4 separate regions of the Homo sapiens genome follow, and all the other regions are linked to region 4. The links are chromatin contacts, found by Hi-C or POLR2A ChIA-PET in ENCODE. All regions are on one chromosome and are shown on one strand. Each heading gives the region's core, a stretch centred on a gene start or an enhancer-like site at or near the end of the contact. The rest is flanking DNA. Distances are from core to core; before and after follow the strand shown. Region 1 holds the start of SUGP1 (SURP and G-patch domain containing 1). Region 2 holds the start of HAUS8 (HAUS augmin like complex subunit 8). Region 3 overlaps EPS15L1 (epidermal growth factor receptor pathway substrate 15 like 1). Region 4 holds the start of MPV17L2 (MPV17 mitochondrial inner membrane protein like 2).

The links. Hi-C counts contacts between places; a loop is a spot of excess contacts on that map. ChIA-PET counts read pairs that join two places held with the same protein, here RNA polymerase II (POLR2A). Pooled maps may share reads with other maps.
Region 1: a pooled map shows a loop between it and region 4 (13-fold over the local background). The contact joins the promoter of SUGP1 here to the promoter of MPV17L2 in region 4. A Hi-C loop is called at or near these places in 5 of 50 pooled maps. POLR2A ChIA-PET finds 5 or more read pairs at or near these places in 2 of 52 experiments (GM10248 and activated T-cell).
Region 2: a pooled map shows a loop between it and region 4 (10-fold over the local background). The contact joins the promoter of HAUS8 here to the promoter of MPV17L2 in region 4. A Hi-C loop is called at or near these places in 9 of 50 pooled maps.
Region 3: a map of tibial artery shows a loop between it and region 4 (22-fold over the local background). The contact joins the enhancer-like site here to the promoter of MPV17L2 in region 4. A Hi-C loop is called at or near these places in 1 of 168 maps with a recorded cell type or tissue (tibial artery), 1 of 37 single-sample maps with no recorded cell type and 1 of 50 pooled maps.

The regions. Positions count from the first base shown.
Region 1 is chr19:19,319,059-19,321,758 of GRCh38, reverse strand. It overlaps SUGP1 (SURP and G-patch domain containing 1), which reads left to right and starts at 1,250. Exons shown (of 14, transcript NM_172231.4): 1 at 1,250-1,296. The coding sequence starts at 1,263. It overlaps MAU2 (MAU2 sister chromatid cohesion factor), which reads right to left and starts at 930. Exons shown (of 19, transcript NM_015329.4): 1 at 624-930. The coding sequence starts at 899. RefSeq lists a silencer at 550-771 and enhancers at 143-1,114, 823-1,312, 1,333-1,382.
Region 2 is chr19:17,074,134-17,076,833 of GRCh38, reverse strand. It overlaps HAUS8 (HAUS augmin like complex subunit 8), which reads left to right and starts at 1,382. Exons shown (of 11, transcript NM_033417.2): 1 at 1,382-1,440. The coding sequence starts at 1,412. It overlaps MYO9B (myosin IXB), which reads right to left and starts at 1,057. Exons shown (of 40, transcript NM_004145.4): 1 at 960-1,057. RefSeq lists silencers at 621-915, 910-1,259 and an enhancer at 1,440-1,639.
Region 3 is chr19:16,365,343-16,368,042 of GRCh38, reverse strand. The region is part of intron 22 of EPS15L1 (epidermal growth factor receptor pathway substrate 15 like 1); the gene reads left to right. Among named protein-coding and RNA genes, the nearest start is that of KLF2, 42 kb to the right of the region's middle. RefSeq lists enhancers at 1,253-1,482, 1,633-1,702. Within about 2 kb of position 1,307, at least 14 of the 41 ENCODE cell types and tissues checked have a DNase peak (open chromatin) inside an H3K27ac peak, as active enhancers do.
Region 4 is chr19:18,191,798-18,194,497 of GRCh38, reverse strand. MPV17L2 (MPV17 mitochondrial inner membrane protein like 2) reads right to left here and starts at 1,280. Exons shown (of 5, transcript NM_032683.3): 1 at 1,030-1,280; 2 at 464-634. The coding sequence starts at 1,216. RefSeq lists an enhancer at 1,136-1,185 and a silencer at 1,576-1,755.

The DNA of each region.
Region 1 (2,700 bases), core at 1-2,500, 1.1 Mb before region 4:
AAATGACCAACTCCAGACTCCGGGTCTCAGCTTCCCTCGTACGACACCAGGCATTATTGATGGGGGCACAAGACCCTCCAAAAACCACGATTACCAAACTTCTGTGTCCAAGGAGAATCATGCCCTTCCAGGTTCCTGAGAGACCAGACTTCAGATTCCCGGGAGAATGCCAGGGGTCTCGCCTTCGCCAACCCCTACCCCAAGTCACTTTAGGTGGAAGCGTTTGGGGCTGATGCTCCGGAAGCTGAACCAGGAGGAGCTAATAGCTTCAGGACCCTGTGATGTCCCCATCGCCACCAACAGGTGGGATCCTCCTGAAAACCAGACGATTTGCGGATCCTGTTGCTCCCAATAACAGGCAACTTTCAGAGTACGGTGACGGGGCTCCTGGAGCCCTGTCACCAGAAACGGGAAATAAGGCGTGGGGGGCGAGGCTTTCGTGTCCCTTGAGAGGCTGGTGGCTTTGGGGTCCGGCAGAGGCGGGTGGGGGTCCTGCGGCTTTGACGGAGGTCGCGCCCCCAGGTCGCCGAGGAGCGGCCCCCCACCCGCCGCGGTCGCGACCCGTCAGCCCAGATCTTGCAAGGAGCCCGCGACTCCTCCCTCGCGGCCCGGCCCGCGCTCACCGCCTTCTCCAGGTGGCTGCGCGCCTGCTCGCTGTTCTTGGTGTGGTGATAGAGAACGGAGCCCAGCTGCAGGTGTGTACGGGCCTCGATGCGCTGCGGCGGCTTGAAGGGGAACACGGCCTGCAGGCAGTGCACGCACAGGCGGATTTTGGGCGGGCTGGAAGTGCGGAAGTGCTCAGCGAAGCCCAGAAGCGCCAGGTACCACGAGTCGGCCGCCTCGGCCTGCGCAGCCTGGGCCGCCGCCGCCTGGGCCGCTGCCGCCGCCTGAGCCGCCATTTTGGCCTCCACAACAACAAGCCGCCGCCACAGGGAGGCGGAAGCAGGCGCGCGAGACGGGGCCGGGCTCTCCTCGCGGCTTCCGCGAGATCTGCCGCCCAAAGCATCCTGGAACATGTAGTTTGTATTTGGGATGACTGCCGCTCCGGGAAGGTGTAAAAGGGCGACGCCGTTTGGTTATCGTGACTGGGACTTAGGCATCGCTGATAGGCTGAGGCTTCCGTTTCTGGAGGTTAAAAAAAAAAAAACCCAGTCGTTCACGCAGTAATAGGGCGAGTCTGACCGAGGCGGACTACATCTCCCATCAGGCGATGCACACTATAACAGGGCCCCTTAAGGGGCGCCGGAGCATTGTGGGATTGGATGAGTCTCAAGATGGACAACCGGGATGTTGCAGGTAACAGCCCCCGCCTCCTCTCAGGCGGCCGCCTGGGTCCCTGGGGCTAGGTGTCTCCCCTGACTCCTCGGGTCCGTCCTGCTGCGACCCGTGGATCCCTCGCTTCAGCCCCGGGGCAGCCCACAGCGTCGGCTTCTGCACCTCTTGGTTTCTCGAGACCCCAGACCCAGGTTGCTGGCCGCCCCCGCTTGGTTTGCTGAGGACGCACGGATCTCCGTAGAGGCCGCCACCCGGCTCGGCCCTGCGTCCCGTTTCCGAAACAACCGCCTTCAGGGCTGCTCCAACCTCCGTTCCCCAATACGGCGACAACCTTGGGCTGTCCCTGCACCCCTCTTTTCGTCGCAGCTGGCCTCTGGCCTGTGTCCCGCTTTCTGGAAAAGCTGCTTTTCCGAAGTGCTTTGAGGCTCCCTTGACACACTTTCCCGCGTCTTTTGACCCTCACTTTGCTGCAAGCCTTGGCCTTTCTGCTTCCCCAGAATAGAATGCATTTACCCATCAGCAGATACTTAGGGCGTGCTCACTGTGTGCCAAGCAGTGTGCTGGGCGCTACGCATGCAGCGGTGACCGAAACAGGGCCCTGCCTTCCTGGAGGTTGCTTTCTACTGGGGTGTCAGTGCATTAATGAGAAAATATTTACAAAAACTTACGTATGATGTGAGGTTACGTATGATATGATCAGAGTGGAGGCTTCTGATATTGGGTAGTCAGGAAAGACCTTTTCTTTCTTTCTTTCTTTTTTTTTTTTTTTTTTTTTTTGAGACAGGGTCTCACTTTGTCGCCCAGGCTGTAGTGCAGTGGCTCACTGTGGCTCCCTGGGTTCAGGTGATCCTCCCACCTCAGCCTCCCTAGTAGCTGAGACCACAGATGCGCGCCACCACACAGCGAATTTGTGTGTTTTTTGTGTTGCCACGTTTCCCATGCAGGTCTGGAATTCCTAGGCTCAAGCGATCCTCCCATCTCAGCCTCTTAAAGTGCTGGGGTTACGTAAAGGTGTGAGCCACCACACCTGGCCCAGGGAAAGGCCTTTTCAAGCAGAGGACATTTGAGTTAAGACAATGAATGCCAGCTATGGGAATCCCTGGAGGGTGGAGCCTTCCACACAGAGGGGGGCCAGTAAATGCAGAGGCCCTGGTAGGATGGGCTTGTCCTTTTGAAGAATGTCAAGGATGAAGCAGAAGGGAGGGGAACCATCTGGCGGGGCCTTGAAAATGGCCTTTTAGAATTCTTTTTTTCTTTTTGTTGAAGCGGAGTTTCGCTCTGTCGCCCAGGCTGGAGTGCAGTGGCACGATGTCGGCTGACTGCAACCTCTACCTCCCGGGTTCAAGCCATTCTTCTGCCTCAGCCTCCTGAGTAGCTGGGATTACAGGCGCCGGCCACCGCACCTGGCCAGTGTTTTTGTGTATT
Region 2 (2,700 bases), core at 133-2,632, 1.1 Mb after region 4:
GCGACAGTCCTGTACATGAGGGTGCATGCACACTCCCTCCTGAAACACAGTTCCGGCCCCACAACCGGCCCTGAGGTCCCTTCCTTGGATCCAGGGAATCCCAGAATCCTGCTAGTCCTGTCTTAAGGGGAGGGTGGTGAAGTTTCCAAGACGAGGACACTGGCACAGAGGGTGTTGGGACTCGTCCCAGGTCACCCAGCTGTTAAGTGTGAAGTCAGGAGGGACACGAATCAAGAGGGGAGGGTGGGGGGACGGAATCTCCAGGGGCTGCATCTCAACATCTATCTGCACGGGGCCACTCTAACCCCTTCCTTCTCTTCCCTCCTCTCCGGGCCCTCCCTCCCTAAGCCTACCCTCAGTTCTTACCGTGACTTCTACTCCGTTTACTTCCCTTCCAGCTCCCATTTCCCCGCTTCCCAATAGCCGGCTGCCGCATCAGTTAGTTCAGAACCCCCCGCATTTACTGAGCGCCCACTGGGGGCCAGGCGCCGCCCTCTTCTCAGACACCCTTCCTTCAATCGCGCGGGCAGACGTCCCCAGATCGGTCTCGCACCCCTTCCCCTCAACCGCACCCCGGCTGTCCCGCCCCTGGCCTTGCCCACTCCCCCAGCCTGGGCCTCTCGTTCCCGCCTCCGTGCCTCCCCACAACGCCGTTTCCTGCGACCCCCCAATTACCACTTAAGCCACGTCCTCTTCAGAGAAGCTGCTCAAAGCCACAAGACTCACCCCCCCCACGCCCTCGAACTCCCTCACCAGCTCCATCCCCATCCACTTTCTCCTTCACCGTCTCGCTTCCACCTCATCCCCAGCAATCTCTCCAAGACCCCCAGGCTCGTTCCCGCCCCCTCGACCCCTGCCGTCGCGTCCCCCATCAGCCCTCAGCTCCGTCCCTCTTCTGCGCAGCCCCCAAAGGCAGGCTTCGAGCTCGAGTCGCCAACCCGAGGCTGCCTGGTACTCACCTGGCCTCGGCCGCCGCGCGCCGCCGGTCCCGGGCCGGGTCCCCGGCCGGACGACCGCCTGCCAGCCCGCCGCTGCTCGAGCCGCTCCGCCCCGCCGCGCCCGCCGCTCCCCCGCGCGCTCCCGCTTCCGGGTTCCGGAGAGGCGGGGACGGGGGCGTGACGCCAGCGCTCCTAGGGGCGGGGCATCGCGAAAAGCCCCGCCCCTACTGTCCGACAGATCAGGTCCCACCCACCGCCCCTACCCACTACCGCCGATGGTGGGCGAGACCAAGTGCGAGGGGAGGACAGGCGAAGCGCGCGTCTGGGGCCGCGCTCTCCACACTTAGCCGGCGCTGCCTCACGCCTCGCAGCCACCCCTCCTGCGTCTCCACAAATGGTCCGACCCGCAAGCAAGGGGGCGGGTCCGGCTTTGAAAAGCCGGCGGGTCGGGCCTTGAGGTGGAAGGCGGGAAAATGGCGGATTCCTCGGGGCGAGGCGCTGGGTGAGTTGGGGCTTCCGCAGGTCTGGATTTGTAGACGCCATAGGGCTGGAGAGGATGGGCAGCGGAGGTGGGGAGTTAGGACCCTCGGGGTGAGTTCGGGTTCGACCCCGCCAGGAACTGCGCGGGCCCCTGAAGACCCCGATGGCGTGCTGCCTCTGCGCATGCTCCGGAGCGCTGACACCCGACCGGCCCTGAGTTCCGCGTCCTCGGCTGGGACGCTGGGCGACCTCCGGCAAGCGGCCTGACCGCCCAGTGCCTCGCTTTCCTCCGCTACGAAATGGGGCCGATGACGCAGCTCAACCTCGTAGGCGTCGCGTGAGGCTGAAACGCGCTTAGATCGGCGCCTGGGTCTTTACTGTGATGTCGCTCTTGGAATTATCGTTATGCAGTGAACAAGTGTTGGGCGACCAAAGTGTCCCCTTTAATCCTCCCACGCGCTTTATTCTGTGCTCCCAGTTTACTGAGGAGATGATGGAGACCCAGGGAGGGGAAGTGACTTGCCTAGGGTAACACACCATGAACAAGAAAGAAGTTGAATACTGACCGAGAGCTAGGCATGAATGATCATGAGGCTATATTTGTCTAGTTTTGTTAATTCTGCCAGTGTTGATTGTGCCAGGTGCAAACTGAAGTGAAATTGGCCAGCAAGAGGAATCACTCCACCGCCCCTTGCCGTAACCGATAGATTGACAGTAGCACCTCCCAGGTACAGGTGCAGTAGCTGAGGCTCGCACAGGTTGTAGGGACCCCCCTCAGGTCGCAGCAGGTTCACCCAGGAGCCCATTCGGTTTGAGGCCACAGCCCTAGCACAGTCCCCAGAGGGAGTCTGTGCTCTTGTCTCTTTCTGGCTGTGAGACTGCCCCGGGGGTGACCTATGTAAAACCTGTGCGTCTTTGTTTTGCAGCGACGAAAAAGCAGGTGTGAACAGTTAGGAAGCTGTCGGGTTAGGAGGAGCCTACGGGCGAGCGCAGCTGCTGGCACCTGGCGAACATTTGCTAAGTTGCCTCTCCCCACGGTGGCCTGGAAGTGTCCCCAACATTGTCTGGGTCTCACTTTGGGGTCCTGGGAGCCTGCTTCAGAGGAGGTGGCCGCAGGGACCAGTGGAGCCGCCTTTGGTGATGGGAGCAGGAGTTACAGTGCCCTGGCCTTGGCCCTGCCCCTCCACTTGCCCATCCACTTGCCCCTCCTGTGTTGCTGGTGTCTGTTCTTGGATCCCTTCTTTTCTCACCAGCTCAGGCTGAAACCCTGAAACCCCTAGTC
Region 3 (2,700 bases), core at 58-2,557, 1.8 Mb after region 4:
AACTGAACTGTATAAACAGAACCTAGCCAGGATCAAACACACACACACACACACACACTCTCTCTCTCTCTCACTCTCATGTTTATTACTAATATTTTTATTAATCGGATTGATTGAGACCATACCTCACCTGAACCTTTTATGCTCCTCCTAAGCAAAAAATTTAAACCAAGAGAGTTTCCTTTCCAAGGTTTTTATAGCATTCACCGTTTTTATGGTTTGCAATTGTATATTTCTATTCAATTTTTTGTTTGTTTGTTGTTTTTTGGGTTTTTTTTTTTTTTTTTTTGCTTTGCACCCAGCTCTTGAGGATGCTTTTAAGCGGAGGGCTTCCTGCAAAGCAAGATAGAAAAGTCAGAACCTTGAAAAACTTTGCTGACCAAGAACGCTAGTGCAGCAGAGCCAGCCCCATCACAGCCCCGATCCCGGGTGCTAGGGGCGTGCGCAGCCTCGAGAAGAAGCTTGAGAAATAGGAGAATTAAAGAAATTTCTATCAGGGTGGAGCCGGCCACCAAGTTTTTTTTTTTTTTTTTTTTTTTTTTTTTAACAGCACATACTGTGGTAAACCATTTGGTTCATATTGTTTTTGCTAAAGTCAGTCCTGTGTGTGGTTTCGGTACACCGCTTGGGTAACTGTTGAAACTGCTGTGGTTTGAAAATAAGTTCTATTTTGTGTTTTCTTCAGTCTTGTATCCCTTGCCCCCTGTTAATGAAGTCTCCCTGCGGTAGGCAGTCAGCACACCCAAGAGGGTCTTTAATTTCATTTGTCTTTATTCACTGCCGTCTGCTGTGGTCCCCGGTAGTTCCCGCTGCAAATATCTAGGATTGATGGCATCGAACCAGGTGCCAGGATGATGCCTGGCACCTGGTTTGATGCCATCATTCCCAGATGTTTCTATACCCACTTTTTTGGGTTTTGTTTTCATGATTTCCATCCCCTTTTCTGAAATGCGCGTCAGTAAAGCTCTCTCCTTACTCATGTTTTCTGGAGCCATAAAAAAGTATAAAACCCTGGCGTGGGTGCGCGTGGCAGCTTTTGCTTCAGGGCCTGGAGGCAGATTAAAGTTACTTTGTCACGTTTGAGATAAGCTATACCTCACAAAATCGGAAAAAACGATTAAGGAGTTAGCAGAAGTGGTTACATAAAAGCAGGAACTAGACCTAGAAGGTTTGAAAAATACAGCCGCTAAAAATAAATCGCTGAGCAAAAGTGGGAAGTTTGGGCTGAGGGCCGTGGCCCTACAGTGATGCCGGGGGCTTTCTTTGCTCAAAGCGTCTGGTCATTAGCAAGGTCGAGAGCTGGACCGGGCACTCGGCTGACCTCACACGTGTCAGGTCCAAAATCTCCTCTCTTACCAAAGCACAAACACTAACAACTGAGAAAAAAACCGTTGTTGTTGTTGATGTTCCTTCTGAAAACAAGAGGCCAGCAGTTGATGTGCCCTGGTTTCATATTACCATAGTCATGATTTCTAAATAACAACGGTTTCGGCAACAGAGCAAAACCAGGCACAGGCAGTTCTTGGTGTGAACGAAGCTTTTCATCTCTCTGAACATCTCTTTGCGCATCAGAAACCTCAGCTTGAAATGGTAGCAGGCAGAATTCTTAACCGCTCCTCCCAAAAACCAATTTCTTTTTTTTAAACCCCCCAAACCAAGGGAGGAAGATCTTCATTGAAAAGAAGAAGAAAAGCAGCTCAAAAATGACTGATTTATTTGAACCTTCTGTACCGTGGCAGTCGCTCTTGGGGGCCTGGCTGGGGCGTCCTCCCTTTACACCTCCCTCCACATTCTTGCAAATCTGCCTCAGGTGATCACTCCCTGCAGGAACGGCTTCGAGAAATCAAGCAGTGTCCACCCTGGACTTGCTGCCCGTCCCAGGGGGCTACACCGTGTCCTGGGACTTTGAGCTTCTCCCCTGGAAACACTTAACTGTTTCCTCTGCTAGAATCTTGCTATTTGATCCATATCACATAGGTATTCGAGGAAAAATCAAATACCCAAGCATGCACAGTAACATTGCTGTTTCCTGCAAACCAGGAAGGGCAGATGCCTTTATTCCCTTCTCGCTCCCCAGGGTGTTGCTCCAAAGGGCCCCAGGTCCCTGGAGACCCGTGGAATCTGTAACAGGTGGCACCTGGTTCACCAGGACCTCCTGAAGCCCACTGTGTGCCGAGCCCTGGGCTGGAGGGCACCAGGGACATGGGGCAGTATTGGCTGGCATTTGTGGTATGCTGGGCCCGCTTTTCACAGAGCTGACCCTCAGCCGTGCCAGAGGCCAGTGCCACGGGAAGCAGAGTGGTGAGGGACCCTGGGGGAGGGGGGGCTTTCCCGTGGAGGGAGAAGCTGGGCAGAAGCAGGCAGGGGCTCGAGGGACTGGCTGAGGTCACTGTCCCTATCCCCTGCAAACCCACAGGCTGGGGTGCAGGACACTGTCACACTGTCCCCCAGGGTGCCCCTGCCGGTGGCTTTGGTGGCTCCCTGCTCACACTTGCTCTATCTCAGCCTAAACAGCAGACATGGATTGTCCCGCAGTTCTAGAGGCTCAAAGTCCAAGATCAAGGCGCCAGTGGGGTTGGTTTCTTCTGAGACCTCTCCTTGGCCTGGTGCATCTTCACATTGCTGTTCTGTGTGTAGATCTGTGTCCTAAGTTCTTTCAGTGAAGACAGTCATTGATCCTTTGACTTCGTTTTAACTCAG
Region 4 (2,700 bases), core at 31-2,530:
ACTTTTCCATCACAGACCAGGAAGCCGGGCTGGGAGGTGGAGAATGAGAGACTCCTCTATTAATACCGCTGTCTTTACCGAGCCTAGGGCTGGCACGGTTGCACCCCATTAAGTCTAGCCTCAATTTCTCTTCCTTCAGGCCTCAGAGCCTTTGCATTAGCTGTTCCCTCTGCCCGCTGGTTCCCTCTTCATGTCTCAACTGAGTGTGGTCCCCTTCTTTGGGAAATGCTCTCAACCTCCCGCCCAGGGCAGCCCCAACAGATACAGTCCTCGTCCCTCCTACACTCGCCAGCGTTCACATCGGCCGAGTCCGTCCTGTCCCCGCTGTGACCTGGCTCCTAGTCCAGGGCGACCCAAACAGGGGGCAAATTGGAAATGCACCTCTGCATCCTTCTTAACACAAAGCTGGCTCCACCCCTCCCGACCTATGAGAGGCAAAGCCTAGGCTTAGGAGGCTCCTTACCCAAGAAGTACCAGACGCCCAGCAATGGAGAGGCTACCAGCTGATCCACGAGGACCTTCTTGAGGACATTTGGGAAGCCTCGGAGGCCAGACGCAGGGAATAGGCGGTCCAGCGACAAGTACCAGTAGTGCAGGAAGGGACCCATGCTGCAGCCCACCGCAAACATGCTCGCTATAAGAGTGTAAGTCAGGGGGCTGGGTCGGGCCGGCAAGTTCCTCAGTCCATTCCCTCTCTCCCTCCCTGGCTAAGGCCTGGGTAAGCCCAATGCCATCCCGGAGCCTCAGCCTCACCGGGAAAACCGGAAGAGCCCACCCGTGCATTCTTCCACTACAAGCCCCACCAGGAGGCGCGGCTCCAGAGGCTCCTGGGTAGTGGGCAGAGACCTCCGGGGGTTGGGAGGTGATGGAGACCCAGAGCTGCGGGGAGACAGACACCCGGGGAGAGGCGCGGTCAGGGCAAGGGTCCTGCGGGGGACTGAGGCCACGGGTCAGGGGTCACGGCCCGCAGTCGGGTGTCGGGATCAAAGGTCGCCCGGGGTGAAGGACTAAGCAGCGTGGCGTCCTCACCGGAGCGCCGTGGGTCGAAAACCTGGCCGGGCCGGGCGCGGATCTCCCAGGACTGGCGCACGCCATCACCGGCCGCCATGAGCGCGCCGCAGCCCAGCGTGTTAGTGACGAGCAGCGCGCGGCCCTGGAATAGAAGCTGCCCCGCGGATAACAGGCGGCGTAGCCGGCGCCAGCCACCCCGCGCCATCGCCCTCAGGAACCAAGGAACCGGCGCGCCGCTCTGCTTTCGCCGCGCCGACCAGTCGCGAGTCACTGTCGATCCCAAATTGCCCGCCCCTCCGGCTCCCCGGCCAATCGCATAAGGATCTTCAGTCCGCAGGTCCGCCCCGAGCCGCGACGCGTTCACCAATCGCAGGCAGCCTCGGGGAGCCACATTGCCCGGCCCGAAGAGTATTGACCAATAAAAGGCAGGCGTTCTATCCCAAGGTCGAGCCCCCAACGACCTCCCGAGCTTCACGGACCAATCGGAAAAAAGAATTGCGTTACGTCCCGCATGCCGATTGGTAACGTTGCACTCTTGTTTCCCCGCCCCTTTCTGTGCCAGCCTATGGGAAACCGTCGCAGCCCCGTCCTACCGACACGCCCAGGACGGCACTGGCCAGTCGCAGACCGGCGTCACGCTGGCAAATCAGTGACCGTCGTCCCGCCTCCCGCGTTAGGGTTGGTCAATCTTAGGCAGTTACAACGCCTTCTGGCCTGGTTGCCCTACGTATTTCCAGATTCTCCTGGACTTAACCAGAAGGGATGTGATCTGTGGCCAGAAACAATTATATCCTAATTATACCGTTCCCGTAGGGAACAATTATTTTTTTTCTTTTTTTGAAATGGAGTCTCGCTCTGTCACCCAGGCTGGAGTGCGGTGGCGCGATCTCGGCTCACCGCAACCTCTCCCTCCCGGGTTCAAGCGATTCTCGTGTCGCAGCCTCCCAAACAGCTGGGATTACAGGCACGGGCCACCACGCCCAACTAATTTTGTATTTTTGGTCTAGACAGGGGTTTTGCCATGTTAGCCAGGCTGGTCTCGAACTCCTGACCTCAAGAGATCCACCCGCCTTGGCCTCCCAAGGTGCTGGGATGATGATAGGCGTGAACCACCGTAACTGGCTTAAAAAATGATTTTCAATGGAAATCCCTATGCATTCTCTACTAGAGTCGCAAACTACTGCCTGTGGGCTGTTAACTGTTGAAGGTGTGCAGGTTCTTGGCATCTTGAACAAAGAATTGGACAAAGTGCACAAACAAAGCAAGGAAAGAATGAAGCTTAACAAAAGCAGAGATTTATTGAAAACGAAAGTACACTCCGCAGGGTGGGAGCCAGTGGAGCATACGGACTCAAGAGACCTGTTTAAGAATTTTCTGGGGTTTAAATGCCCTCTAGAGGTTTTCACTGGTTACTTAATGTACGTCCTATGTAAATGAAGAGGATGAAGTAAAGTTACAAAGTCATTTACTGGATGTATGCCCTCTTTAAATGGAGAAGATATTTCCTGTCATAGCTGAATTGTTTCCATTTGATTTGGCCTTATGTTCCCTGCCTCCAGACCTATTCTCCTGCCTCAGGGCCAAATCCTGTCCCTGCCTGTTTTGTGCTGCTCATGATGAGCTAAAGGTGTTTCTTACATTTTTTAAATGGTCAGTCAAGAAGGTGGGGATTGGCCAGGCGCAGTGGCT